3 separate regions of the Homo sapiens genome follow, and regions 1 and 2 are each linked to region 3. The links are chromatin loops, found by intact Hi-C in ENCODE. Cell type or tissue: dorsolateral prefrontal cortex. All regions are shown on one strand. Links, peaks and the distances in the headings refer to the core of each region. The heading gives the core; the rest is flanking DNA.

Region 1 (10,320 bases), core at 815-8,814, 100 kb before region 3:
CAACTGTGGCAGACAGTGTGGCACAGTGGTTACAATGAGTTGAGAGCTTTAGGAGGAAAAAAAGACTCCGGATCAAATCTTAGCTTAGCTACTTGTTGACCTTGATCTGTTAACCTCTCCTAGGCCTGGGTGTCTTTATTTGAAAATGGGAACAGAAGTAGTACTGCCTGCCTGAATGAGAGGGTGGTTGTGGGGATTCAGTGAGATGACGTACATAAAGCACAAAGCCAGCACTCCACAAAATGATGTTGGTGTTATCGTCATTTGTGCAGTTGCATCATAAAATGTGTTGGAGAATTTGAGAGCATTTGGGAGTTCTCCTCTATTCTTGGAGTACAAATTTTGGAATTAAATGGACAAAAGATCAGCCTCTGGTTCAGTGTTTCAGAAGAATACAGGCATTTATAGAGTGGTTTGCTTCTTCTTAGGTTACTAATGCCAACTGGGGGATTGTTGTTTTTTTTATTTTGCTGTTAAGTTAGCACAATGTAAGCCTCTCTTTCCTTTTAAGATTAGTGCTGTGTTGAGCATATTCAGTAATTTTTACCTTCTCCCTGTTTTTTATTTAAACATGGATGTTCAGTTCTAACATCTGTGCATGTTAATTGTAGTACCTGCTGGTGTACGTTATGAAAGAGAGTGCTAATGTTGTAATCAAGTAAGGCTAAAAAAATATTTCAGGTGGAAATGGGCAAAACTTCAGGAGCAATAGCTTCCATGGTGGTGTAATTCCCCACAGAAAATATTGCATCTGTTATAATTCTGGTTACTGAACAATCTGACAGATTGACCAGATGCTGACAGGTAGAAAACAATTGCTGTTGCTTTTATTTTTATTTTTTATGCTTTGCAAGTTATTTTCTGTTTAATACAATGTATACCTGTCCTTCTAGAGTCCTTTTCCACCCACCAAAGTTTTGCATTATAAAGTGTATTGTGTATTTCACAGTACAAAGTCATAATTGTGGACATAACTTTTTTGTTAGCCTTCAGGATTAGATGCTGAGACTTCAAATCAGTCTCCCTTTAACCTCCTCCAGGACTTTCCTAGAATGCTGTTTCTTCATTTATCAAAGTTAAAGAGAAGTTATGACTGTATCTTAACTTTGCCTCACCTGAGACCTGACAAGAAGTGATGAATTAAACCTATAAGCTAAGGAATTAAAATACAGGACAGATATAAAACAGTGGTGGCTTAGTTTTCTTAATTGTTGTATTTTGCTGGGTTGTTTTTCAATCCTCTTCAAATTTTCCTTTTCTTAGTCTGTCCTACCATCCCTGTCCCAGATACAACTTGTGACTTATAATTTATATATTAGTATTCTCATCAGATTTTTGGTTTTTGTGTTAGGAACCATCAGTCTGGAATAAAGACATTTCTCAGGTCAACTCTGCCAGGGAAATCTGTCTTGTATTAAAATGATACCCGCTTCTCCAGTGTCTCCAGACAATGCTGCTTTCTCCACTTTTCTCTGTTAACGAAATGGAAGAATGCTTTTCAGGCCGAGCAAATCATTCTAGGTGACTTTCAAAGTTCCTGGCATTGCAGATACAGCTTCTGTTCCCTGTACACACTCATATATTCCCCATTATCTTCGCCGTCCCTCTTGCCCTTTGCCATAGACCGAAGTTTCTGTAAAAATAATAGGTGAGAGAAGGTGATAAATTAGACTCTGGCTGTGATTCCCTCCCACGCTTTCATAAGGAATGACAGATTCTGAAATGCATCCTGTGGATACACTGTGTGCTCCTTCCTGCAAAACTGCCAGTTTTAACTTATCCTTCATGTGCAGTTTGAGGGTACTGGCCAGGCGGGGCTCATTATTCCTTTGGTTGAATAGTGTAAAGTATTTGCAATGGAGATTTTCTCTAATGATGTATTTTAAGTGCATGTCCGCATTGCTGGTTTAATGCACTCAGTCACAGAATGCTTTAAAGTTTATTGCTAATGGATGAATCCTCCGGAAAACGGGAATTTTCAACAAGATTGACATTTGGAGTGTGAAATATAAATCTAATGAGAGTATTTTAACCCAGGTTTGTAATTAGGGCTGAGTGGAGTGAATGTGTACGTGCACACCAGAGAAGGGCACGGAGGAAGGTGAAATTGCATGCTCTCCTCTGAATGAGGGATGAAGGCGGATGGATCAGTGTCAGGCCACGACACGGTGGAGTATAAATGATACTGTCACCAAGTACTGCACAGGGTACCGAGGGAATTCCACTCTAGTAAATTACATTACTTAGACAGACCTGAAGGCATTGTGTCGGAACAAGCAAAGGGAAAGGGGGCTGTTGGCACCATGCAGAAGATATTACAGTACAACTAGCTTCAGGGATGGAATTCACTAGTTTCCATTATACCTGCCTATTTTGTATTCTCCTTCGCTAATTAGTTTACAGAAAGTTACAAATGTGTACATGTGAAAGAACATCATGTGTGCTTGGAGTATGGGTTACCATGGACCATAAGGGAATAAGTATTAGTCAATTTGTATGAATTGGTCAGAGTGAGATTCTTTTTCTTTTATTCACAGCTGGGTGATATTAGGTGTTCAGTAAAAGCTTGCCCTTGTTTTATTTTCTTTTTGTGAGAATCTGACATGCATTATGAAGATTTAATCCTCATTCGCTCGGTAACATAATGCATTTCTTTTCCACCCTTCCTTTACGTGTCTTTAAATCTCACCTATCACTGGTCTCCCCTCATCACCTTCCATCCCTAAGGGAAACAGATTGTATTGTCACATAACATTTCATTTTGTGAAAGAACTCAAAGTTAACAAAGGTGATTCCTAGAGTGGGACTTGTAGAGAAAAATCATTTTTTTCGCTTCTTCTATTTTCTTTTATCCCTCTGCAGCAAAGTGAGGCCAGCCTTTTTGGGTTTATCTGTCTCTTACCATCTCTGGATCGTCTCTTACCATCATCTAGATCATTGCAGATGTGCCAGTCACCATTTTCCAGTTTGACTTCAAATGCTCATTCTTGAAAAAGCCAATACCAGGTGCTCTGGAATTAGTCACAGTCATTTTTTAACTAAAAAGCAAGTGTCTTCTCCTGAATGGATAGAGATCCTGAAACAATATCCATCCTTTCTTAAGTATATGTCATATTTTGTCCTTGGTGAAAGAAACCTGAGAAGTATCTCTGATCAGTTAACAGAGAGAATACATAAGATTCTGAAAAATGTCTCCATAAGGCTTCCAAATGGCAGGTTTTCTGAAACAGGGTCACAAGTAGATTGCAGTTACGATAATAATATCTTGGATTTGACTTTTTTTCTTTCCAAAATAATACTCTGTTGGGGTCAGGGTATCGTAATTTATTTTGTAGCCATAGTTAACAGTCTTATTTTATTCATCCAATCATAAAATAGTAAAGCCAACACACTTGGAAAGCCAGGTTTGAGTGTGGACAGGAGAAGCCTTGGTTAAAAAGAAGATACATCTATTTTATGCCGGGTACCTCCACCTTAAAAACGCTTTTAGTTTATGATTCTAAAATAATATCTAAGTGTAAAAGGCATCATGTAAAATGTTTTTGTGCCATATATCATCCTCAGCATAGAAAGGCTGTGCTTACAGACTTTGCTTTATTCACTGAAGTCCTACAAAAGTCAGGGACTCTGAGTTGTGTGAGAAATGAGGGTCTCTCCCTACATAAACTCACTAAAATCTTTCCTTTTTGTATTCTGTTTACTTTAATGGTAGTATGTGCCTTATATCTTATATGTTCTTTTCGTCCATGACATGCACTGGGAAATAACATTTTGTTGTTTGCCACAACATTACACCTGTGACTTCTTTCTTTCTCCTGTCCTCTTGATGCAGCATGCTGTCAAACTGTATCTTTTGAGTTGTTCTAAATTGAATCCTGGTCAAAGGGATTTAACAACATCTAAAACGGAACTAGCTTAGATTCTCTTCCATTCTGTAGAGGTTCCTTTGTTCCTGCTTACCTACCCATGTCTGTCTGTATTCTATTCTTTTTCTTAGATTAAAATTGGAAAGGGAGAAAGGGGGAGCTCCTTAGGAGAAATAGGTCTGTGGAGAATTGTGAGTACTCATTCAGAAGCTATTCTTAGTTCTAAGGAATATAATGAACTTGAGCTTTGAGTCCTACTGAATCTCCCATTAATGATCCCGCCATCGCTTCCACCTCCCATCTGATTATGTTCTCCCCAAAGGCTACTGATATTTTTCCCCTAATATTCTGAATGGAGTCTCTTCCAAGGAAAGCATATCTCGAAAGGAATTGAGCCCTACTGCAGTAATAGTGTACTGGATGATTCTTAATTATTCTATTAAGTACTTCTGTTTTTGCATTACCATAATGTCTGCTGTAGCGGAAACTTTTCTGTAGACCTTGACTTGTCAGAAGTCAACCCCTTAATGTGAGCACTTCACTTACATTATCATTATGGTGTTTCCAACTGACAACTGCTGCCACACTGCCATCGTCCCTGAGTTCCCAGCGCTTCAGTAAAAGAGACTTTTGTTCTGGCTTGTTGAGGGGAAAAATGCAAACAACAACACTAGCTCTACCACCAGAGATCCTATAAAGACATGTTCAAATGAACAATAAAGTCATTTGTTCACATATGACATAAGGCTATAAGAATTTAAACAATAAGACCTCTTGTGAAATGTGGCAAAATATGCACCACAAACATTGTGAAGTTCTCTGTCTTGTGGAAGGCAGTTTTTACATGGGCTTCAAAAAACCATTAACTTATAAACTACCCTTTTAAAAAAGAAAAGAAAATCACTTGTCTCACTATAACATTAAAGCAATTTCTGTTCTAAGGAAAGCTTAAATGCATTCATTTATACAAAGTGCATGCACTATAATTTATAAAAAGCACAGTATTCTATCAGGAAATGCGGCACCTCTTCCCTCCTTCACCTGAAATGGGAAATTCCTCCGTTTTTGTCAAGTCCCTTTTTTCTTTGAGTAATATTGATTTCTTCAAAATGAAAGAAAAAAATCCTTTAAATCACTTAGATTCAAGACGAAGTTTTAAGGCTTGATAATAATTCTCTAAATACTTCTGACATGGGTGGAGCATGGAGAGGGAATAATCCTGCTCTGAAGGGAAATTTTAATTGAATTTGCTTTAATGTGAACCCTATCCTTTTTTGCTTTGAACCTTTAAGGAAAACTTGTTATATTTTCAGACCTCAGCAAGGCAGAAAAATGCAGAGATTTCCTTGTCCGCTCATGTCAGGGTGTCTGGCAGCACCTTAAAATTGTTCCGATTTTGATGTTTGAAATGTGACCTCCCAGGAAAAGTGGGAGGAGAGGAGAGCATGTGTTAACTGGCCAAAGGTGTTTCATTGAGCTGACTTAGTATTAACCTCTAAAGGTTTTCAAGTATTTGCAGATGGATATGTACAGCATCCTTGCAGAATTCTCTTAATTGAAGAAATGTTTCATCTCGATCTCTGTTGACAGAAAAGATTGCCTACTGATAATTGCTTTCCTTAAGTGTCTGATAATATGCCAGGAATGAGAGCATTCTGTGTTAGGTCATCTTTAATTATGCATGTACCACCTGTCAGCTCTAAATCAGTACCAGATTAGATTCTCGCAGAGTCAGTTTGGGGAGGTTCAGAGGGAAAGCTGAGGTGATCTCTTTTAGAAACAACAAAAATAGACAGTAGTAAACATGCCTTCTAACCTGAAGCTTTTTAAAGGAGCCTCATCTTCATTGTTCTCGAGCAAGAATACGCCATTGGTACATCTGAAAAACGTTTGAAACCTCGCCCAAGCGGGGATAACTTACTGCGAAGATGGATGACTGTGAGCGAGGATGGTAGTACCTCCTCCCTCAGTACCATCTGTTGCATTTCCTTTTTGCTCCTTCTCATCGTTGTAAATGAGCCAGGGAAAAGCTCAGAAACATTTTTATAAGCTATGTGAGGACAGGAAATATGTTAACGATGTTAGATTTCATACATTTCAGGGGTTTTTTCAGTAGCGGGTTGGTTTTTTTTAGAAGGACAAGTGTGGGTTGGAAATAATGCTTGTTACCCTCTGTCAGCTTTTGGTAGTTTTATTCTCACTTTTCAGGGTTGTTTGGGACTTTCTGGTGGGATGTTTAGGGTTCTTTACTGAAGGCTCTGTTCTCTCTTCTTCTATCCCTTGATAGAATGGATTTGTGAAAGGTGTTTTTCTTTGTTCACCTGTCAGAGGCCTAAGAAAAGCCTTGAGTCATTGTGCACTTTTCACAGAGGCGGGGTTGGATGACTGAGAAGCTAAAGGCAGAGAAGGGACAGGTAAAAAAATAACAGATGCGTGAATTATCATGTGGAGGGTTTCTCGAGCTTTGACCTGCAAAGGTGAGGCTCTGAGCCTGTCTGCTAACCAACCTGAGAAAACTGCCTTGATAAGAGTTTGTGACTAACAGCCTTAGAAATAGTTTGGAAATCCTAAAATATCTCATTTCAACACTGCTGGCTGGAGGCATTGAAGGGAAAAACAGATCAGCTCATAATGGGGCAAAGACCCTGGAGCACTGTGGTCCAGCCTGTGGCCCTGAGTGACCTTTGGCTGCCTTTTGATACTTAGGGTACCATTTGCTTTTCTAACCTAATCAAACAGTTCACTCAAGTAGAGGCACAACCTCCAAAACTACTTATTATAGTAACATTGCCAGTGCTTTGGCTATTTGATGCTCACTTAATACAGTAAACAAGTTGAAGAACTTTCAACTCCATGCAACAGATACTTCTTAAAACAGGAGAACATAGTACAATTAACCCTTAAACAACACAGGTTTGAAGTGCGTGGGTCCACATATACGTGGATTTTTTTCTCGATAGAAGTTACACTGAGTGTACCTGCCTCTTCTGCCTCCCTTCCACCTCCTCCACCCCTTCTGCCTCTGCCACCCCTGAGACAGCAAGACCAATCCCTCTTCTTCCTCCTCCTCAGTCTGCTCAATGTGAATACCGTGAGGATGAAGCCCTTTATGATGATCCACTCTCACTTAGGAAATGTATTTTCTCTTATGATTTTCTTAATAACATTTTGTTTTTTCCAGCTCACTTTATTGCAGGTATATAATACATATAACATACAAAATATGTGTTAATGGACTATTTATGTTATCAGTGAGGCTTTCAGCCAACAGCCGGCTATTAAGTTTTGGAAGAGTCAGAAGTGATATGTAGATTTTCGACTGCGTCGGGGATCGGCGCCCCAACCCCTGTGTTATGCAAGGGTCTTCCCAAGCCTTAACTGAAAAGAACATCCGAAAGTGAAGCTAAGTCAGAGAAAGGCTGAAGAAAGGAATTGAAAAGAGAAGCAATGGGGAAGAAAAGGCTGTACTGCCATGTTCTCTCACACCAGCTCATCTTTGTAAAATCTTTTCCATCTGCCTGGAAAGACCTTCCACTCTCTCCACCTGGTTTACTCTCACTTTGAGTTGTTCTTCAAGTGTCATCTCCAAGAAGGCTTCTTTGTTCCTTTCTGGCAAAATTTGCTGTCCCTCCTCTGTGATGCCATAGCCCACTGGCTGCCTCCTTCGCAGAACTTATTATGCTGTACTGCAAGAGCTTGGTGACTTAGCTTTCTCCTCCACAAAGTGGCTGCTGAAAAAGTTAACATTATCCTAACTGTGACAAAAGAGGTCTCATGCCCACAGAAGGAAGAGTCATGATTTCATTAGACTCTGCAGTACTTAGATCACATTAGGAGTATTATACCAGTACATTTGAAAAGGAACATAAACTGGACGTGGTGGCTCTTGCCTGTAATTCCAATGCTTTGGGCAGCCAAGACGGTGGGATTGCTTGAGACCAGGAGTTGGAGGCTGCAGTGAGCTATGATCATGTCATTGCACTGCAGCATGGGTGACAGAGCAAGACTCTGACTTCCCCCCAAAAAAACAAACAAAAAACAAAGGAAAGAAAAGGAAAACAAACAAACTTGAGTGCTTTATGAACACAGCATGAGGAATGGAGAGGGTGTCAGAGACTGTCTTGTAACCAGTGGTTGAAGGAACAGAGAAAGGTTAGCCTGGAGAAGAGAAAAACAAGGGGAGACACAAAAGCTGCATTTAGATATCTGAAAGACATTTGTTATTCTAGCAAAAGCAGAACTAAAAGAAATTATAGAGAAAGAGATTTGGGCTCAAAACAAGAATTTTCTTCCAGATACAGCTAGCCCACAGTGGAACCTGTGGCTTCATTTAGTAACAGTGAACCTCTGCTACTGGAATGAGAGTCATTGTCTTTTTAGGCTATGTTTGGGGGCTGCTGTAGACAAGACTGCTGCACTGTGTGGGAGCACGAACCAGATAGCCCTAAGATTTTAAAGAATCAGAGTCCTCACTCCATGCAGAATTACAGTCAGGAGGACCGTGGGACATCAACCCCAACCGCCATGCTGTGTCTGCTTGGCCTGGTACTCAGCACTCATCTGGCCACAGGCTACAGGATAAAGCTGAGGATGGGGTGAAAAGAAGGGAACCAGCTACTTCCTCAAGGAGGCTGTTTAGTGAAACAGAAGGAGCACTGGATCAAGTCCCAGTCCATGTGCTTCCTGGTCTCTTGCTAGCTGTGCGAGTGGCTCCCTCAAAGCCTGCATTTCTTGCCATGCAAAATGGAAATGATATTGTTCACTTCACAGAATTGCCTGAGGTTTAAGGAAGATGAAGGAGTCCTTTGTGGATGGCAGTGTGCTGTCCGTAGGTGGGTGCTTGTCCAGAACCCCTGCTCCTTGACCAACAACCTCTAAACTCAGTTTTGTCACCAGTACAATGGACATAATTTCCTTCCTTGCAGGTGGCTTTGAACTGGATGATTAAATAAAATGTTATATATAAAAGCCCCCAGCAGAGTAACTGCCACAATGATCGTGTTGTCAGCCTCATTCCACCCTCTGGAGCTGAGGAAGACAGGAGAGGAGTGTCCTTTCTCACCCACCTCTGCCAGTCAAGTTCTCCGAAGGTTCTCTTTTACCTGCCCCCAGACCTGACCTCATGCTCACATTCCTCTCCTGCTTCCCTGTCACCTTAGCATGGAGTCTTCTTCTCTGCTTTTTCTTCTTCCTTCCTCCTCTGCTTCCATCTTTTCCTAAAACTCTTTTCTTCTTTATCTCCTACTAATTTCCCTAATCGCCTTCTTGTCTGCATTCTGTAAAGGATTGTTCTAATGAATACAAAGTTTAGAATAATATTCTCCATAACTTCCTTGTTCAAAACAAGATGTTATGTGTAGCATTTTGGGGAGGGAGTGGTGAGTCCTTTTCCATTTTCCTCTGAATTTGCTTAAAGTCTTTTTTTCTACGTTAACATTTTCCCATTCTTGCATCCCTTGGGCTTGTAGTCATTAACTTGCCAGACACACAGCAACTGATTGTCTTTATGACGTTGCTAAAGTTAGGAGAGTGTCATTCACAGGGAACTTAACCCATATATTAACTCAGACATAGCAAATTGCTAAATACGTGCCTTTAAATAAAGAGCTTCAGAATGCCAATTTGATTCTCTTGTTCACATCCTCTCTCATTGAAAGGGGGTTGCTGAAACAGAAAAAGCAACGGGAAGGGGAGGATAAATTTCAACTGTTTTACTGAGTCAGAAATTGGAACACTGCCATCCGGATACAGGCATCTCATCCATCCTTCCATCCATCCACTCAGTGTTCAGGAACCAAGTCCTTGTCTCAGACCCAGCAGCGGACTGTGGGGCAGATACTGAAGTGAATGATAGGATCCCGTCTTCAGGCTTCCTCCCATCCTAGTCTGCTACTCAAGCATCAGGAACTGTGGCTCATTCATCTGTGGATGCCCAGGAATCCTTATGAGATCTAGTTCAGTAAATGTGGGAGTAACAGTAAAAGCAGAAAGACAGAGGGAAGCAAAGAAGGAAGGAAGGCAAAATAATCAAAGGAAGAAAGGAAATTGTATTTTACTTAGTGCCGGGGTGTAAACTGGTACATGCTGTAAGTGTGATGTAATGATTACGGCGCGAATCCAGGGGAGCATTGCTGCATGTGGAAATTTGAATACAGTTTACAGGAAAACGATGCTAATTATCCTTGTCCATATAAAAGTCAGAACAGAAGCCACACACTCTCCAGGTGCATCCCTTAGAACATGTTGAATTTCTTCTGGTTTTTCTCCCACTCAGCTATGTTGCTTTTTACTTAGCAGAATAACTTTACCGCTCCAGTCATTTCTAATTTTTAGGTCAGAAAACTGAATTTCTTCCCTTCCAAGAAAACAAAAAAAAAAAACAACAACAACCTGTTTCTCCCCACCTTTTATGGAGCATGGTGTTTCTCTGGGAGCCACTGACTACTGGAAAGAG
Region 2 (10,320 bases), core at 1,569-9,568, 600 kb before region 3:
GAAAGGTTTCATACTATCATTTGATCATGGCTCAAGTTGCAATAAGTACTTTCTAAATAAAACCTTTCTAAAATGTGAGAATTGACTTAATTAAAATGAGATAATATCTGTAAATCTACTTAACTAAGGTCAAGTAAACTACAATATACACAAGTGAGGGACTGATAATGGAGTCAGTATTTGACATATTGAACTTAATAAGCCTGTAGGACCCCTTAGTCTCAAAGGCAGTTTTAAATATATCTTGAGCTTGGGCAAAAAACCTGGATGGGAGAGATTTGAGAGTATGAATCCATGAGATTAGAGAACAGATTCAGAAACAAAAGGGCCAAGGACAGAACCCTGGAAAGTAGCAACATCTAAGGTTTGGACAGAGGAAGGAAGAATCAGTGAAGGAGGCTAAAATAGAACTCTTAAGCAGAGACAGGCAGAGAAGGGATTGTTGACAGCCATCTTTGGAGACTGCCATAAGCCCTTTATACACAAGCCTTCTATTAACCCAACTTCACTCTTTTCTTAAAGGAGATTAGGGCTTTTTAAAACCCCCTTCTAAACAGCTAAAATCTGATTCGAATATAATCTTTTGAAAAGTTAATTGTTGTTAGTTATCATACTTGCTGCCTTTGAGTAGCATTTTTCTCTGTACCAGGCACTGGACCAAATCCTGGCAGGCCTCTGTTTTGTTGGCACCATGAAACATACCTGAAAGCTGACTCTGATTTACTAATTACATGATCCTTGAATAGGTAACTTCAGTTCTTGGAGCCTTGGTTTTCTTCTCTCTAAGGTAGGAATAAAAAATCCTATATATTCATGGGTTTATGGTGACACTCAAACTCCATCATATTTGTAAGAAAGAGCTTTACAAGTTGTAATATATTGTTAAATATAAGGTTGCATTATCGTTATACAGATAATAAAATTGCATTTCTTTAAAATGTTATTTCTTGAAGAAAGGAATGAGAAGTATATTGGAATGCCCTGGGAAGCTTTTTTTATGCTACGTAGCACCTTCTGCCACCTCTAATTCCCATTCAGACTTCTCCCTTAGAGAGCTAATATCAGAATGGGGGGAAGGAGAGCAAAATATACCAGGAAACAACTTTATCCATTGTATATATCATCTGATTATTCTATCTTCTACTCTTATGGATATATGCTTATACTCTTTTTTGTTTAAAGCACAAAACTCCTGTCTCTGGCCAGGTGCAGTGGTTCACGCCTGTAATCCCAGCACTTTGGAAGGCCAACCCAGGCAGATCGCCTGAGCTCAGGAGTTCAAGACCAGCCTGGACAAGATGGCAAAACCCCGACTCTACTAAAAATACAAAAATTAGCTGGGTGTGGTGGCACAAGCCTGTAATCCCAGCTACTTTGGGGTGGCTGAGGCAGGAGAATCACTTCAGCCAGAGAGGCAGAGGCTGCAGTGAGCTGAGATCGCGCCACTGCACTCCAGCATGGGCAACAGAGTGAGACCCTGTCTCAAAAAAACAAACAAAACAAAACAAAACAAACTCCTGTCCTCCTGCCGGTATTTCTTACTTGTTTTTAAAAGTTAAGAAATGTAACTATTTTTCTATAAACTACTGTTTAATTATGAGTCATTCCTCTTTTCAACTCAGTAGAGAAAAGCATTTAATCTTGCCACAACAAGGATAATTTCCATGTAATACTTACCTCTTTTATGTATCTTTGTACTCAGAAATTTCAAGATTAATTCGGTTATTTCAAAATTCAGTCTTCCCCCATAAGGATTTTCCTTTTCCCTTTCTCCTGCCCAAGATGACATATGGGTGCTGTGGAAAGCTTCCACAAATAATATAAACAGCAAGGGAGAGCTCTCTGGTCTGTGTGATGGCTTCCACTGAAATATCTTGCCTTATTATCTGTTGTTAATGGATTAGCCTTGAATGCAGTGATTTTCAAACATTGAAACTACCTGGAGGGCTTGGTAAAACATGGATTGCTTGGCCTTACCGTCAGACTCTATAATTCTGGGTTGCACCCTGAGAATTTATATTTCTAATAAATATCCAGGTGATGTTGATACTGCTGAACCGGAGACCACACTTTTAGAGCCACTGGCATATGCTTTCACTGTCCTTATATCTGCTTTCCTTCTGGAACGTCTTTTTCTTTTGGCTTCTCTGACTCTCTCCTAGTTTGCCTGCTACCATATTGACTGTTCCTTCCTGTTCCTTGCCCATTCCTTCTCCTCTCTTGTGATCTAAATGTTGAACTGCTTCAAAGCTCAGTTCCTCTACTCCACTATCTCCATATTATTTTTGGTTACCTCTTCCAACTGATTGACTAGAAAAACTGACTACATGCTAATGACTCCCAAGTTTGTATCTCTTTGTCTGACTTCTCCATAGATCCTCTCACTCACGTTTCTACCTTCTTACTTGATATCTCCTCTTGGATATCCAGTAGGCATCTTAAACTTCATATGACTAAAACCAAACTCTGAGTTATTAAAAAAAAATCTGCATCATTCTTATCCCTCAGTAAACTGTTGTCCAGTCTAGGTGTTTTCCTTGATTCAGCTCTTTTCCTCTACACCTGTCCTGCCTGGATGCAGAGCATCAGCAAACCCTATTGACTCTACTTCTAAAACATTTCCCAGATCTGCCCAGTTTCTGCACTACCATTGACCTTGCCCTCGTAGCTATTGTTGCTTGTTTGGACTGCTGTAATGGCTTCCTAATGGGTCTCTATTTACATATCCTAGCTTCCCTACAATCCTTTCTTTAAGAGCTATAATGATTTTGTTTAATGTCACATACCATCCTTACTTCCTTGAATTTTTTCAGTTCCTTCACATTGCACTTAGACTGAAATTCAAACTCCTTTTTATGGTAGGTAGAGCCGTTCAGGATCCAACCTCTGCCTGTCCCTCCAGCCTTACCTTACAATCACTCTTCCCTTCCTCCACTATACACCAGCCACACCAAACACTCCCAAGTATTTCTCTAAATCATCACTAAAATGTCACCTTTCTCAGTGAGGCCTTGAGTGATTACCTTGTCTAAAATTGGAGTGAGGCAGAGTGCATACATGTGTGTATACACACACAATTATACTCCTTTTCTTCTTAGCACACAACTCCCTTCCTTTTTATTTGTCTTTTTCCACAAGAATATAAACAATGAGAACAAGGATTTTGATTTGGTTTGTTCACTCTTGTATCATCAGTGCCTAAAATAGCGCATAGCCCTTAGATTGGGCTCACATATTGGAGTAAATAAGGTAGTGAGGTTTTTCTTTTCCCTTAGGGCAAAGCTTTATATTAGTTGTTTCTTCTGTGTGTGTGTGTGTGTGTGTGTGTGTGTGTGTGTGTGTGTGTGTGTGTGTGACAGAGTCTAGCTCTGTTGCCCAGGCTGGAGTTCAGTGGCGCGATCTCGGCTCACTGCAACCTCGGCCTCTCAGGTTCACGCCATTCTCCTGCCTCAGCCTCCCCAGTAGCTGGGATTACAGGTGCCTGCCACCACGCCCCGTTAATTTTTTGTATTTTTAGTAGAGATGGGGTTTCACCGTGTTAGCCAGGATGGTCTCAATCTCCTGACCTCGTGATCCGCCTGCCTCAGCCTCCCAAAGTGCTGGGATTGGTGCCTTGTGTCATCCAAATGTCAGATTCGTAACCTCTTTATATGGCCTTTTCAAACTGCCCAGCCTGGAGCTGCCACTAGTCTCTTGGTCATAGCATCCTATTTTTTGTTGTTGTCGTTGTTCTATGTGGCATTTTTTTAAAGTCTGATTTTTTTCTTACTCATCTTTTGTTTGTATATCGATTTTCTTTTCTCCTCCCCTCCCTTCACATACGCTAGAAAGTACATTTGTGTAGATCAGAGCCTTTGTCTTATTTCTTTCTGTATTTCTGATGTCCCAAACAGTAGCTGGATGTAGTACACACTAAAGAAATATTGGTTTAAGGAGTAAACAAACGAAGTTCATTATTCTTTCAACATCAAGCCTCACTTGCATCCTTTGAAGGCAGAAGACCTAACCCAGTTCTCCCTGCTTGCTGACCAGGCCTTCCCCTTGGCTTTCATTAATCCTCTGAAACCCAGCTGTGTTCTTCATTAAGTATTTGAGCTAGCTACCATCCCACAGACCTCTAATGTAGGTCCCAACACTCTGCCCTACCGCAGCCTCCTTCCTGCAATCAGAAGACTCCTTACTTCTCAGTTAGCTTGCTTTTTGCTTCACAAGAGCTTTTCTTTATCCCTTACGTGTTCTACTGGGGCTGAGGGAACCCGGGTTAGGGCCTCCCTTGGTCTGTCTTCCTTGCCACAATCCTTACTCCTTTGAAGCTTCTGGTGTTTGCAGAGCACATGCTGTGAGGATGCCTGCTCTTAGGGATCTAAGTGAGAAGAGAAGGGTATGAGTCTTTTTTGCTGTTGAATCCCTACCCTAACCCTATCCTGAAAAGGGGGAGGGAGGAGTTTATTAGCCTTCATCATTAGCCCTTACCTTTGGCTCTCTTCAGCTGGTAAGTGTTTAAAAGTTTTTAAGTACTATTATTTAGTCTTAAATTTCTTCTCTACCGCACTTTCATTCCATGAAGGCAGGGGTCCATTCTTTATATATATTTTTTCTTCTCATCCCCAGTGTATCTACCTTTATGCTATTTTTAAAAATGGGAAGTCATTTTTGATACACACAAACTTAATTCTTTAAGTATTGACTGTGCTTATAATCTCACTCCTTTGAATTCACAGCAGTTATTATTTCTATCCTGTATTTCAGGTCAGTACAACCTTGGACATCTTCACCTTTCTTTATTATAACTTTAGATCCTGTCATTTCACTGTGCATGTGAAATATCTCGTGGCCCTAATAAGAATGGAGGCTTCTTAAGCCCATGGGCTCATCTTACAGGAATGTGCCTGTTTTGTATTTCAGGGTGTTCTAGAAAATTGCTTTCTTGAGCAAAAAGGAGAAAGTTTTTCATGTCCTCATTTGACCACATTTTGTTCCCATGGCTTTAAGTTGAAAGCTCAGAATCAGCTCTACTCTCATCACTAGGTGGCACTTGTGAATTACAAATAGTCAAATGAATTTTTATGACAAACATGTGATTCACAAATATAGATAATGTTTGGAATCCCTGCATGGACGTTCCTCAAAATGGAAGAAATGAAAGAAGGGGATTCCTAGTAAGTACCAGTTGCTGTGATGTATTTATAAATACATGGTTGAAGAATAAATTACTTCATAATCATTTCGTATTTAATAGTAATATCAATAGGTAAAGTCTGGTCTCCATGCCTGTGTTCTTAAACTAATGTTGCCACAAAGTTGAAATTTTTTTAGGACCTGCTTGCTATTCATCTTAGTTAATTGCAAGAGAAGTGAGTACTACAGGTCAGGTGCAGTGGCTCACACCTGTAATCCCAGCACTTTGGGAGGCTGAGGCAGGGCGATTACTTGAGTTCAGGGATTCAGGACCAACCTGGGCAACATAGTGGGATCCCATCTCTACCCAAAAGAAAAAAGAAAGAAAAGAAATGAGTACTACAGCCCTTTACACTGATTCATACCCAATTCCAAGCACTTACTGTTCTTTGTAGTATTTGAGGAAATACCTGGTTTTAACTTACGAATCCTGTAGATATTCATGAAGGAAAATGTCAGCACTTCTATTTTACTGCTGAGAAAACAGAAACTCAAACTTGTCCACCATTAAGAGATAATAGGTAGACAGAGCCCTACATTCAAACTCAAGTCTGTTGGATTTCAGAGCCTGGGTGTGCTCTTTCATTTATTCTAATGGTACCAGGTAGCCAGTACCCTCTATTCACAATAAAGTAACTGAATGGCAAGTACAAATGTCTGATGAGAATTGTGAAGGAGAACAAGAACCTAAACCACAGAACACTGAGTGCCCAGGGCTAGGACGAGTGAAATGGGAAGTCAACAAAACAAAGACTAGCTACCAGAGAAGTTGGCCTACTTTGAAATTTTGCCTAGAGGCAGCCCCATTTCCTTTAAGCCACTGATGAACAGAAGCTGAATATAGAGTATGTTCATCATTAGGTGCTCTAGGCTTCAAATTCTGGCTTCTCTGAATATTTTCTGACCATCCAATCTTGGGCAAGTTACAACCATGTGACTCCATTTGCCTCCCTTTTAAATGGAAGAGGATTAAATGTGTTAATGTATGAGAAGCACATAGAATAGTACCTGGCACATAGTAAACATTCAATAAATGTTAACCATTTGAGTAGCTTTAGACATTGAACAACATGGTAAATGTTCATTCTGCCTTATTGATACATGAAGTGGAATTTAAGCTATGGCTAGAGTGGTCATACACATCGCAGTTTACAACTAGTGTCCTAATATTATTATTATTAATGCCCTTTTTTTGATCTCCAAAGTGCCCTCAGTTAGATAATAACTCATTTGATCAACCTAGTTATAGTCAACTTTGTTATAGAAGAGTTTTGTGCCAGGAATTTGTTCATGTAAGTCTAAAGTAAAAGTTCCTCCAAGGGAAGATACTAACTTCTACTTCCCGACATGGGGCTTTATATATGTTACAAATTAGGACTGGTAACATTCCCGTGTTAGACTACCTGGCATCAGACTGCACTTTAACACTTGCTAGCTATATAGCCTTGGGCAAGTTTTACTTCTTTAAAGCTAGGCACTTCAACTGTAAAATGAGGACAGCATTAGTACCTTCCTCTAGGCCTGTGTAAATGAGGTAATGTATATAAAGCATTAGTTAAGTGCCTGCTGCATAGAAAGTACATATAAATATGGTTAAGAGATGCAGATTTTTTGCTAAAGAAAAAGGCCTTGATACAAAGTGCTTAGGTTCATTGGAAGCTGAGAGATTGGAGTAGGTGGTGCTTAACTAAGGTCCTTTCACAATGATAAAATCTAATGATTTTATTCTAACAAGTATCAAAAGCTATTTTTGTTTTCTTTTTTTATATTATGAAAAATGTCAAATATTTGTAAAAATAGGACTCCATGAGAGAGCAATGAACCCATGCAGTATTCATCAGTTGGCTTCAACAATAGTATGATACATGTCTGATCTTTATTTTTATGACTTTTGAAAAATAACTGTAATGAGATCTATTTTACACATCATAAAATTCACCCATTTGAAGTGTACAATTTGGTGGGTTTTGCAAATTTACCAGGTTGTCAGCCACCACCATAAATTAGGTTTTTGGTTTTTTTTTTTTAATAATTTCATCACTTTGTCAGGATACCAGCTACTCATTTACTGTTAATTCTAATTTTCACCCTCGGACCCAGGTATCTATCTATAGATTTGCCTTTTCTGAACATTTTGTATAAATGGAATCATACAATATGTGGTCTCTGGTGTCTGACTTCTTTGACTTAGCATAATGTTTTTGGAGTTCATATCGTAAGTAACATATATCAATAGTTTTTCTTGCGGAATAAAATTCCATGGAATAAATAATACTATATTTTGTCTGTCCTTCATAGCCGGTCTTTTAACATCTATATTTATATCGTTTCTCCTCCATTCCCTATCCCTGTTGAATTATTCAAAGGCTATTTTTAATTTCTTAAATATGATAGCTGAAAATATTTATTATATGTTCCTGCTTTTTGTTTTTCCATATCATCTTCTGTCTTCTCATTCATCTTGTCTGTTTTAGTTTTTTTTTCTCCATTTAACAAATCACTTTACTTTGTTCCTCCATGTGTCTTTTTTGGTTTTACTTGAGAATGAAAGGGTGTACAGATCATAAACTTTCAAAGATAGAGACAAGCATGCATTTAATTATCTTCTCACTTTAACAAAAATTCATACTTGTTCAGTGGCAAATCCAGATACTGTTGATTTCCATGTTTTTTTTTTTTTTAATTTAAAGTCTTAAAGATTGACTTTAGTTTTTTATATTGGGCTGATCTATTTGATTCCGATTCTTGTGGTGTTTTTTGTTTGTTTTTTGTTTGTTTGTTTAACTCAGGTTGTTGGAAGAGGAGCCTTTGGAGTTGTTTGCAAAGCTAAGTGGAGAGCAAAAGATGTTGCTATTAAACAAATAGAAAGTGAATCTGAGAGGAAAGCGTTTATTGTAGAGGTAAGTTGAGATTTCATTTCTTTTGTGTAGTTCTGCACTTAAGATACTCTGTGAATTTAATATTATGAAAAAGATTGGTTTCTCAGATGTCATTTCTTTGTATACATGAACATCAGCAATTCGGTTTAATCAAAGGTACTGCCATAGGAACATTTTCTCGTTCATACTCTTAATTCTGATTAAAAATTAGGGGAAAAGCGACTTAACTACATAAATGAATTCACCCCTGAATTAAAACAGTTTCATCCATGGAATTCAGATCTATTTCAAGGCGTAATATTTTAATTTTAAAATAGAAAAGAAATGGTATGCTTTCCCATTATCTAAAATTAAGAAATTTTATACACTTACTTTAAATGGAATGTTTTTAGAAACTCAGATTATTTTAAAGAAAAATTATTTCAAATTTGATTTTTCTCATTTAGCATGAAAATTTGCACCTATTCTTTTAGAAATAGATTAGATTGAATGATGAAAGAAAATCCAATAATCATGAAATTAGCATATTATCAAATTTATCCTTTACTAACTTTGTTATTTTGTATTTTGGATCACATTATTTAGTTAAATCAATGTTTTTATCACTATTAAACCTCATTGGCCAATGGATAAGTGGCCTGTACCTTATAAGCCTTCTGAATTTATATCTCTGTTTTTTCATTTAATCATAATTTCAAAATATACTTCATATTTTTAATGTATAACATGGAAAAATGAGGACTTAATTGTGATATGAGAAAGTGATTTGTAAGTGGCTGAATGAGTTGAGAAATGCTGATAAGTGATTTGATGTCAGCATGAAGAAAGATGATTTCTAGTAATATGTTCTAGGAGTCTAGCCTCAGCTTTGTTTTATGCAATATTTTTATTACAGTTTAGATAAAGCTATTGATCATTTCCTGTTACATTAGCAGTTTCACAAAGCTGGGTGAAATAGCATATGTGTTAAACATTAGGAATCACAAGTCAAAAAGATCGTAATAGCGTGAAGAAAATTTTTTAAATCCAGATGAGATGTGCATGTAATGTAAAAAATCAAATGGTTCTCCAAAAATTCTTAGTAAAAAAGACTTCAGTCTCCTGTACCTCCTCCAATCTAATTTTCTGCTTCCCAAAGACAACTACTTTGAGCTCATTCCTTCATGTTTGGTGTCCCCAGTCCAGATGCTGTTTATTACCCCTTCTCTAAAGAATCAACCTCTAGTCTTCTGCTGGGATGATAAGAGATAGTCATTGAGCTGTTTGAAGTCAAGGAAGGAATCTTTGAGTCTTTTACACTGTCCCCTGCCCTATCCTTTGATTAGCTCATTTGCATAGGTACCTCATTCTGCTGCCACTCCCCAACCTTTTGGAAGCTTTGTGAGATAAATCTGGTTGTTTCTCCATTTTTCTCATTGCCAGTTTATGATGCAGCTCTTCTAGGTCTGCTCTATCAGTTATTGCTAGTCATTTGCTTTCCAGCTTCCAAAAATGTATGCTGTTTGTGCACTTTGCATTCTCTTCATCCTTCTGAGGTTATGCCTTAAAATTTTTCAAATCTTTACCATCTTAGTGGGAATTAGGGAGAGAGGAGGAAAAAATGCTTGTATAATCTGCTATCTGAATCTCAGTGCTGAACCTTAGCAAGATGAAATATAGTAAATATATTTTCATATAGTAAATAAATATAATAAATAGTGATACTAATTCTATTGGACGAAAAATCCACACATGTTGGCTCTAGATAGATAGAGCTTTTTATTAGCATACAGTATGAAGGTTTAGAGACATTAGTGTACTGAATATGAGCCAGCAGCATAATGTATGTAATAGAGAAGAGGAAGAAGAGTGGAAAAAGGGCAGAAAAGAGAGGAGAAGGGAGAAAAGAATGAGCAAGAAGCAGTTTGCTGTGGAGCGGGATGCATTAATAGAAAGAAGTTTGAAGACAGACATGATGGTTCACATCTGTAATCCCAGAACTTTGGGAATGGCAGATGGGTTGCTTGAGCCCAGGAGTTTGAGATCAGTCTGGACAACATGGCAAAACCCCATCTCTACAAAAAATACAAAAATTAACCAGGCATGGTGGCTGTGCACCTGTAGTCCCAGCTACTCCAGAGGCTGAGGTAGGATTGCATGAGTCCAGGAGGCAGAGGTTGCAGTGACCCAAGATTGTACCACTGCACTGCAGCATGGGTAACAGAGCAAAACCTGTCTCAAAAGAAAGAAAGAAAGAAAGAAGTTTGAGATCTAGAATAAGAGA
Region 3 (10,320 bases), core at 1,006-9,005:
CTGCCCACACACACAATTGCAGGAGCAAGTATAAGGCCACAGCATATTGTCGGCTGTGATCATTGTGGTTCATATATCTTTCAAGTTTGTTTTGGAGTTTAGACTGCTAGTAGCCCACTGTAATGAGAGCAGCAGCTTGCCCCTGCCTTACAGATGCCCCCTAAGGCAGTAGTGAGATGGTAATAATAGGATAGAAGGCAAGCGGGAGCTTGCCTGCGGCTAATGTGCCTGCATTTTTACGCTTTATTTTTGTCTTCCTTTCTTTCTCTCCCATCCGGCTTCACGCTCTTGCGTACAAAGAGCACCCAAGCCAGTTCTCCAGACTCATCCCTAATTCCCTCCTTGTGACACAGTAATGTTATAGCTGATTTTATTCTCTGTCTAGTGGCCTCAGAACAGCGGGCGATCTTGCTTGCTATAGGAGAAGTGATACTCAGGCATGACAAGATGGATTCAGGATGGGGTTTAAGTATTAACTCTTAATTTCCTAGCTCTTGTGGTTCTAAATTAGATTCCATGTTGTTATAACTGTGAGAGAATGTGAGCATTTATATGTATGTGTGTCTGTCGCTGACACAGTGTTTGATCAATTGAATTGACCTTGTTTTTCTCCTGAAACACATAGACTGTATTATGAAGAAAGCAGTCCAAGTGAAGAAAAACATTTCACATATCTTGTCAAATATTTTATTGGGACCTCTGAAAGATGGTATTTCGTTTCTGCCACCAGATCCAAAACGAGAACAAAAGCACTTCATTTTGATAAGTGGGACTTTGTTTTTCTCTGCAACCTTATTTCCAGGATATCTTAGGAGAGTTATCTCTGTTTGGGCTGAGCTTCCCAAGAAATGATGTAAACTCTGAAGGAGGCTCTTGGAGCCAATTATTTAACAAGTAGTTTGTAAACCAAAAAATAAAGGAAGAAGTACATTACCAGACAGCGGCCAGGCAGAGGAAGAAGGAAGAAACCAACTTTATTGAGTACCTACTGTGTGCCAAGTGAATATGAAGGTAACTTGAGCAAAATTGCAAAGATGTGAGAGTCTGAGAAACAAAAGAAAGCTGAGGGACTTTAATGGAAACACTGTATTTTGCAGAAGTGTTTGAATAGAAGAGAGAAAATGGAAAAAGACAAAGAAAAAAATGAAATTGTTAAAGTCTATCTAAAAAAGTTAATAAAGTGAAAGGCTTCAGCCACTAGGACAGAACAGTATCAGTCGAGTTCCATACCAAGATAGTTGCTAGCAAGTAGAAATACAATATTCATTTTTATCCCTGTATTCCATTAGCAATTTCTGCCTCTTCAAATTCCTTGGAAAATAAAAGAAAAAATCTGCATCTGAAGCTTTGCTTGGCTCTCAATCTAAGGTCTGCCTCTCCCAGAAAACATCATCATGAAGCCCAAAATCAATGGGATTTTTTTCAATGGATAGTGCAAGCCAATTTTGAGTCTGATTTAAAATTCACTGTATAAATTCATCCTGGCTCGCTACAGCTGTGAGTGTACTCTATTTTCTGTTGCTGACTCTTTCAGTAAAACATGCATCCACTCCACTTTCCGCACTTCAGATTTCAAGTGGAGGACAGCTATTGGAAGGCCTGCTCTCAAAACTGACTTGTTAGACCTTGTAGAACTTGCTTTAAAAGCTACCATGAAGATACATACGTGTCTACTTTTTGAAAATGATCTTTGATCCAAGAAAATTATAGCATTTGTATTTATGGGTATGCAATTATGCATTGAGCTCTTTTAAGGGACGGTTGTAAACAAGCTGGAGCCCATATACCTCTAGTTTTGGCTATCCCTTGTCCCACGAAAAAGATACATATGCCTAATTAAGTTAGGATTTATTAGCGAGGCCAGAAGGTGCTAATGGGACAGTAATTTTTACGTATCAACTTTGACTTGGTGCCCTTTAATTGGCAGCAAGGAGAAATGTTAAAAGATCTTGCTAACACAGCATGATGCATGGAACGTGTGAGGACATCAGGGCGTTTTTTCTCCCGTGATATATGGGGAATCGTAAAACCTTAGTCTTAAAAAATTATCTGACCCAGCACTAAGAAAAGGACTCTGTTTTATCTTTTGCATATCCCTTGTGTCTAACACAGTGATGATGATGATGATTTTTTTAAATAACCTTTACTGAGCATCCAGGGTATGCCAGGCACTGCCCTGTGCACTTTACGTGTTTAACTCATTGACGCTATGGGATTGCTACCATTATTATCTCCATATGGCAGGTGAGGAAACTGGAGCAGGAGAGGTTAATTAACTTGCCAAAAGGTTAGCTCCTAAGCAGAGGAGCCAGGACTTAAGGCCAGGCAGCCTGACTCCAGAGCCCAAGTTCTCAACTCCTTGCTTCAATGACAAGAGTAAGACTCACTAAAGATGCAAATGTCTGTGTTTTTAACAGGTGGGAAACAGGTCCAGGGTCACAAACCAGTCAGCGGTAGGTTTGGAGACTCAGTGAGTATCTCCAGCTCTAGTTCAAGTTTCTCTGTACCACACAGAAGTCACCATGAACCCAGCACTAGAAATTTGCCTTTACACAAGAAATAATAGGATGCTGAAAAAAAATTGCAATGTAAAGTGATAACAGAGAGAATATCTGAAATCTGAAATCTGAAATAAATTTTCATCATTTTTCTTTCACTTTATCCATTAATGGCTCTCCTCAATTTACGTCAGTTGATCACATGAAGACATTAATGCCTGCATCACTTTAACTTACATAAGAACCTACCTTTGCCAGGGAACTCCTCTATTTTGAGACACCGAGAGAATAAGACTCCTCTAGGCAACCAGCTAGGCAGATTTTATAACCCGGTATAGCAGGCAGGATACTGGCCCCCAAAGATACCCATGTCCTTATCCCCAAAAACCTGTGAGTGTGTCATGTGACATAGCAAAAGGGACTTTGTGGGTGAGATTAAGTTAAGGGTCTTGAGGTGGGGGAGTGTCCTGAATGATTACAAGGGTCCTTAAAAGAGGGAGGCAGGAGGGTCGGAATCACAAAGTCCACTTTGAAGTTTGAAGTCCACTCAAGTGTTGAAGAAGCTTCTAAAGGTCCAAGTGGAGACCCTGGTCATAGAACTGGTAGGTTTGGTAGGTTGCTCCACAATTATCATGGAAATCAACAAACAGGTCCTGGGAGGAAAGTCAACTTTCCCCTGCCTTTTCCCCGTTTCTGACCATGGCTGTATGCAGCATCATCTCACATTATACTAGCTCATCTATTTTCCAATCACCTTTATTTTTTATATTTTCTTATTTTTTTATTTTCATTCTTTAGAGATGGGGTCTCAGTGTTGCCCAGGCTGGTCCTGAACTCTTGGGCTCAAACGATCCCCTTCCCTCAGCCTGCTGAGTAGTTGGGATTACAGGCCCAAGCCAACACGCCCAGCCATCTTTGTTTTTGTTGTTGTTGTTGTTTTGAAATGGAATTTCGCTCTTGTTGCCCAGGCTGGAGTGCAGTGGCACAATCTCAGCTCACTGCAACCTCTGCCTTCCGGTTTCAAGCGATTCTCCTGCCTCAGACTCCCGAGTAGCTGAGATTACAGGTGCCCGCCACCATGCCCAGCTAATTTTTTTGTATTTTTAGTAGAGACGGGTTTCACCATGTTAGCCAGGCTGGTCTCGAACTCCTGACCTCGTGATCTGCCCACCTCACCCTGCCAAGGTGCTGGGATTACAGGCTTGAGCCACTGCACCCAGCCCGTCGTTTTTTTTAAAGACCCTTTACATCCTGTGAGAACTTTCACCTCTTTCTCATTGCCAGATCAGAATGACTTACTGGGAAAGTGTGCTGTTTTTAAAAATCCTACATTAGGCAGAAACTGAAACAACAGACTGACATCAAAGGTGTCCATTTAAAGAAAGCCCCAGGCTACAGAATTCTGAGCCCTATCCTCCTCCAAAATTTATGACTCTGAAACCTAAACTGCCTTGGGTCTGCCTGGGAACCTGTACATAATTCCTATTACACACTGTAAAGCGTCCCAAATAGCTTCCAAAGATACCTTGTTTTCGTCAATGGGGTATCCAGGTTGTGGCTTTGGTTAGTTAGAAGCAACATGATGCTTTTTTTAGTCGTTCTCAGTCTTGAATTGGCCTATACTCTCAGACTTCGCCAACTCTTCCTCCTAATGGCCTCTCTCATCTGTCTATATTTCCCTTCCCAACACCACTGCCTGTATCCCGGCCACAGTGGTGCTTGCCTGGACTTCTGTGACTGGCTTGCCGCCCGTCTGGCTTGTTCCCCAAATGCAGCCAAAGGAGTCTCCCTCATACTCTCCTGCGCAACAGACTCCAGTGAGGCCCCTGGGCCAGCCTCGGCGGCGGACACGGAAGGACCTTCCCAGCCCGTCCCCTTGCTCCCTTCTCCAGTTTCACCTGTGCCCTTGCCCCAGCTGCTGCTCCTGCCACACCACACTGCATGCTATGTTCTCTCTTAGGTCTTTGCACATTTCATTTCTTCCATCTGGAACACCAGCTCCCACCCAAAACCTAACTAATCCTCCCTCAGGCTGCAGCTCATTTGTCACCTCCTCAGTTAGATGCCCTTCCGCCAGCAGCTGTACTTCCCCTGTGACATGGTTTGGCTGTGTCCCCACCCACATCTCATCTTGAATTTTAGCTCCCATAATTCCCATGTGTTGTGGGAGGGACCCGGTGGGAGATAAACTGAATCACGGGGGCGGTTTCCCCCATACTGTTCTCCTGGTAGTGAATAAGTCTCATGAGATCTGATGGTTTTATAAGGAGTTTCCCTGTTCGCTTGGCTCTCATTCTGTCTTTGCCAGCGGCCATGTAAGATGTCCCTTTGCTCTTCCTTCATCTTCCACCATGACTGAGGCCTCCCCAGCCATGTGGAACTGTGAGTCCATTAAACCTCTTTTTCTTTATAAATTACCCAGTCTCAGGTATGTCTTTATCAGCAGCATGAAAATGGACTTACACACCCTGTAAGTAAGAACCGTACTGACAGTTCTTATCATGGCTGTGTTGTGATTACCTGTTGACTTGTCTCTGTCCCAATAGCCTAGAACCTCTCAGACCAAGTACCGTTTCCTTCATATTCATTGTTTTATGCCCCCAGCACCTAAGACACAATAGAACCATGCAAAGTGGTCAGTATGCATTCGTTAAAGGGATAAGGTGATTTGTATCTTATATTGAAAAGGTGCCCACCAGTGACATCCCATATTGTGAATTCCTGTGGAGGAGAATGCCTGGTGTCATTACCTTGTTCTCAGCCTATAAACTTAATCCAGCTAAGTGCTGTAGTGTCACTGAAACTCACTGATCTGTGCCTGGGGCTGCATGCTTGTCGTCTGACGCAGTTGTTCCCATGTTACTGTGTGGCAAAGGTGAACTGAAACACCTAGGGGAAGGCAGCTAGCTGTGGAGTGTTAATAATTGCTGACAGATTTGGCAGTTCATAAAGTAATGATATCATTCAGGACAAACTAATAAATAAAATAGCCTTTATTCTGCATTAAATATAATTTGCTAAAAATGTATTCTATGTGATGAACAAACCATAAGTTCCAAATTCCCTTTTTATTGCACCTAAAAAATACACCGTTAAGATCCCGCATATATTTTTTGAGGCATTTGCTTCTCTTTGCCTTGCTCTCTTTCTGTGACTTTCCCTGCGACCCAGATATAGAAATATCTTGTGTTCTTGTGCTCCCTCTCCTGGTCTTTTCTGTCTTTCAGCCAGAGCATATTCCTAGAATTGCGCACCACCCAGGTGGGGGCCTGGGCATATGAACAAAGAAGCCAGCCAGCTCGGCAGTGCTTGTTGTAAGATCTGGGGGGGGCCAGAAACAAATTTCCTTCTTCATTGTTTGCAGTCCAGCTTGACTAAGTGAAAAAGGGCCGTACAGGTGCAGAAAAGAAACATGCCTGGTATCCTTTCTGAGAAATAAAATGTTCTTTAGAAAAACACACATACACACAAACATTATAATAAAAAACACCTGATATTATGTTTTTTTGAAGCTATGCCTCCCCGGAGATATACAAATGCATGTATAAATGTGTCCAATCTGTTCTGTTAATAGTGCTAATTACCTGATTATCTGGTCAGGTACAGTAATAAACCCCTTTGACATTCTGTTCCTTCCATATGCTAGATAAAGTGTTCTAATATCTGGTCTGTGACTGTATGCTCTGCCCGCCAAGAGTCAGGAGGTGGAAAGATCATCAAAGCCTGTCGGCGGCGCTTCACTTCGGGGCACAGAACTGGGAACAGGGCACTGCCAGGCCCTACCTTGAGGTGGCAGGACAGCACTGTCCTTACTCCTCACGAGGGTGGCCTGTACTTCACAGGGCCTCTGTTGCCCTTCACATCCTCCGAACTCTGACCCTGCCCACCTTCTTTCTCCTGTTGGAGTTGCTTTTAGACACTTTATAATTTCACCTATTTATCTAACATTCTTCTTTTTTCCCCATTTGACTTTCTGAAATGCCTTCTTTGCTAACTCTGTGGTCTTTCCTACTTTAGTGTAGAAGAGGATTTTTATTTTTTCCAAGCTGATCTAAAAGACAGTCATCCCCCAACCCCCACCATCTAAAATTCTCTTACTCTAACTTAGCAGGTTAAGGATGAACCAGTTTTGCTCACTCAACTCACCCAGCCTTCATTTCCAAGCCAGCTTGCAGTCTTTTCTCACCATCCTGCAGTTCCAGCAGGACTGGTATATGTGTCCTCTTCCATCTGTTTTGCTCCATGGTTTTCCGAGCACTGTCAGCCTCTTCCCAACAGATCGTTTCTCTTCCTGTCATGTCATTCCCTTTTATGAGCCCCATTTGAAGTTTCATTTAGGTGGGGTGGAGGGCACTGGTTTCTCAGGTAGAGAAGGGTGTTAATCCCAGGTGCATATGGCAGAGCCTTTCCTAGAAAGCATGAGGCTGCCAAGGTCAGGGTCACAATATTTGAAGGACAAAGGCTGACTCCTGTTGGTGCTGCGCTCTCTGTCCCCCACCTGCTCCCATCCAAGCGTAGTGGTAGAGTGGTGGCAGCCCACATCCGTCCCTTGTCTCTCATCTTCTGCTGCACCAGGAGTCTCAACAATGGATAGGTCAGCATCAATTATTCTCCTATTTGATTGTGATACATTGTGAGTTCCTCCAGGAATTCTTACCTTCTTAAGACTACATTTTTGCTGGGCACGGTGGCTCACACCTGTAATCCCAGCACTTTGGGAGGCCGAGATGGGCGGATCACCTCAGGTCAGGAGTTCAAGATCAGCTGACCAACATGGAGAAACCCCATCTCTACTGAAAATACAAAAAAATTAGCTGGGCGTGGTGACACATTCCTGTAATCCCAGCTACTCGGGAGGCTGAGGCAGGAGAATCGCTTGAACCCAGGAGGCGGAGGTTGCGGTGAGCCAAGATCGCACCATTGCACTCCAGCCTGGGCAACAAGAGTGAAACTCAGCCTAAAAAAAAAAAAAAAAAAAAAGACTACATTTTTAAGACACATTCTTTTTTTATTATTTTTCGAGACAGAGTCTCATTCTGTCACCCAGGCTGGAGTGCAGTGGCACAATCTCAGCTTACTGCAACCTCCGCCTCCCAGATTCAAGCAGTCTTCCTGCCTCAGCCCCCCAAGTAGCTGGGACTACAGGCATACGCCACCACACCCAGCTAATGTTTGTATTTCTAGTAGAGATGGGATTTCACCATGTTGGTCAGGCTGGTCTGGAATTCCTGACCTCAAGGGATCGGCCAGCCTCAGCCTCCCAAAGTGCTGGGATTATAGGCGTGAACCACTGTGCCCAGCCCAAGACAGATTTTTAAAACTACATTTTTTGCTTCTTTCAAGTTCACTTCAGCATCCAGCACAGTGAATGCTCAAGTAAATTTTTTGCATTGATTATTTAGTAACATTTATGCAAAATGCCTCATATGTACACAAAATACTTATGGCTTTAGCCTTTCTGTGATCTAATGATGTTTTATCAATTTAACTTTTCTTAAATACTGTCATCCAACTAGCATGAAAACGTGGACTTTTGTTAATTCTTTCTAAACATGTAATGTTATTGCCTTCTTAAAAAAATACACTTTCATCACAATGCAGATTTTTAACAGATTTTATTAGAATTTATGCAGAGGACATGTAAGAAGTGTAAGACTTGGTCCTTGACTTTGAGGAATTTCTAATCAAGACAGGTCCAGTGGAATATTCAGATAACAACGCAAAACAGCCCTCCTGTGATTAAATGCCCAAACTGATGGTCTGTAAGCAAGTGCTGATTGTCCAGGTCATAGAAGGGAGGGTCCAGTTTAATTGCCACCTCCTTTGCCAGGGTTTCCCCTGGCCCTTTCATTCCACATTGGTGGATACCATCTTCCCTGTCCTCCACAGTTTTCATATGTTGGAATTTTACAGTTGGAATTGGTGAAGTAGAGTCAGCAGTGCATCTAGGCAGTGGTCATGGCTTGGGCAAATGCTAGTAAGTCAAAGAAAAGGCTAGGAGTCAGGATCAAGAGGATAACTGGAGATGAGACTGAAAAGGGAGTAGATTTGGGGGAAATTTGGAAGGCCAGGCAGGAGAGAATCAGGTTTGCTTTCTAAACCAGGGAGTTGCTGCTTGAAACATAGTCCATGTCAGAAGCATTAACTCAGAGACTCTCCAGCCTCCCTTTGATTGACTATCCAGAGAGATCATGGAGGGGCAGGAGAGAGGAGAGATGGCATCAACAGAGAGGAGAGTTCATGAGCACAGAAGTGGGATATAAAAGCAGTATTAGTTTTCCCTTTTGCTTTGAGTCTCTGTATTTTTACCACAATGGTGCCTCTACCTAGAGATTCTTAAGCCCTGGCCTCCCACGCTTGTTAAAGAAAGAAATGACGATGCCATCCAGACACCTGCTAGCTTAGTTGAGGTTTTCAAAGCTACGCTTCTCTGGGAAGGTGCCATTAAACTACTGTGGATGAGCTCTATGAATCCTCCCTGCCATGAACCAGACATTTCTTGCTATAATAGTGCAAGGAAACTGGAGGGCTTATTTTTCCTTAAGGTTTCTTAGGTTTCTGATTTGCAACCTCGGTGACTAAAATTCCATCCAAATACTGGAACACCCGGGATGCTGTAGGTGTTTTAACTCACATCCTTAAAGGTAAACTCAGAAATAGTTTGATTCACCCAGAAAAAGAACACCTGGTGTTCTTGAGACTTGGTATTTGTCAAAAACCAAAGGTTCATTTTCAGGAAGTTTGGATATCTTTATTTCTAGGAGAAAAGGTGTTTTCCCAGTTACGAGCTATAAATAATGAGGTCTTTCATAACAGTCCCAAGCCATGTTCAAAATAGATGGCCCAGAACAGCCTCCAAGGTACCATTCTGAAGCACCTGTGACTTACTTCCTTTTCTTACCATCCCCTGTGTTGGTGTGAAAAGCGTGTTTCAGCCCCACAGAAACTGGACACAACCAACCAGTCATTGTTAGAAATTTCTTTCTCCCCTGCCTCAGCATCTCTGCTGCTGCCAGAGATGACACCATTGTCAAAAATAGGACCCTACCGGCCTATAATCCTAGCACTTTGGAAAGCCAAGGAAGGAGGATTGCTTGAGCCCAGAAGTTCATGACCAGCCTGAGCAACAGAGTGAGACCCCTAACTCTACAAAAATTAAAAATAAATAGGACCCTGCCTTCATGCCCCAGCAACCTGAAGTCCTGGACACACTGCTCTTCCCAGCAAAGGCTTGCACCCAGTCACTGTCAATGTCATTTATATGCCTGGAACCCTGGTGTCCTGGGGGAAGCTTCAGGACAAGAACCCAATGGCTTCAGGTAAAAATGGCACCCATGGCTGTGCTGATAGATGGTATCGGCTCCCGTTTCATTTCCTCCCTTGACAGACAGGAATAACATATAGAAAAGATTCAAACTCAGTTAAGAAGCAGGGAGGGGAAGTGGGTGACTGACAAACCTGACTTCATGCTCTTATTCAGGGGCGTGGGTGTTGGATCATAACAATTTCTGCATCCCTAAAAGCTACAGAGTGGTATGTTCTATCTGAGAGTCCTGTAGCTTCAGGGCAGCCATTGTCCAATTCACATATGGGGTTTTGTGTTAATGGCTGCTGTTTAAATCCTCACAGAGCACAGATGGTGCCTGCATTGCATCAGCATTAACTGTTCTCCATTGGCAGAGCCCATTGCAGAAGCACAAGAAGGGAGGAGAAATCAGAAGTGTATCGTCCCTTTGGCAAAAAGTCTGGTTTCCATGTATGATTTTTATCCCAGCTTACTGTACAGCTTTGAGTAGCCCAGTCAGCATATCTCAGCTTGTTA

The links. Hi-C counts contacts between places; a loop is a spot of excess contacts. Peaks named below come from ENCODE experiments on the same cell type or tissue, not always from the same donor. Only the 100,000 strongest peaks of a DNase experiment are listed, where the experiment ranks them.
Region 1: it touches region 3 in a loop (3-fold over the local background); 15 of 110 quality-filtered maps call a loop at or near these places.
Region 2: a loop joins it to region 3, with 5 times the contacts of the local background. A loop is called at or near these places in 3 of 110 quality-filtered maps.

Annotation. Positions count from the first base shown.
Region 1 is chr6:90,068,565-90,078,884 of GRCh38, reverse strand. The region is part of intron 5 of BACH2 (BACH transcriptional regulator 2); the gene reads left to right. Among named protein-coding and RNA genes, the nearest start is that of GJA10, 180 kb to the right of the region's middle. In dorsolateral prefrontal cortex, for the core only: CTCF peaks have their summits at 4,416 and 4,620; a DNase peak (open chromatin) is centred at 4,460; H3K4me3 peaks cover 1,342 bases; H3K27ac peaks cover 2,235 bases.
Region 2 is chr6:90,569,455-90,579,774 of GRCh38, reverse strand. MAP3K7 (mitogen-activated protein kinase kinase kinase 7) reads left to right here. Exons shown (of 17, transcript NM_145331.3): 2 at 7,968-8,078. Among named protein-coding and RNA genes, the nearest start is that of MAP3K7, 12 kb to the left of the region's middle. In dorsolateral prefrontal cortex, for the core only: a CTCF peak has its summit at 5,042 (motif pointing right); no DNase peak of the experiment used is centred there; H3K27ac peaks cover 266 bases.
Region 3 is chr6:89,966,209-89,976,528 of GRCh38, reverse strand. All of the region lies in intron 6 of BACH2 (BACH transcriptional regulator 2), which reads left to right. Among named protein-coding and RNA genes, the nearest start is that of GJA10, 77 kb to the right of the region's middle. In dorsolateral prefrontal cortex, for the core only: CTCF peaks have their summits at 5,480 and 5,681 (motif pointing left); DNase peaks (open chromatin) are centred at 5,758 and 6,278; H3K4me3 peaks cover 727 bases; H3K27ac peaks cover 602 bases.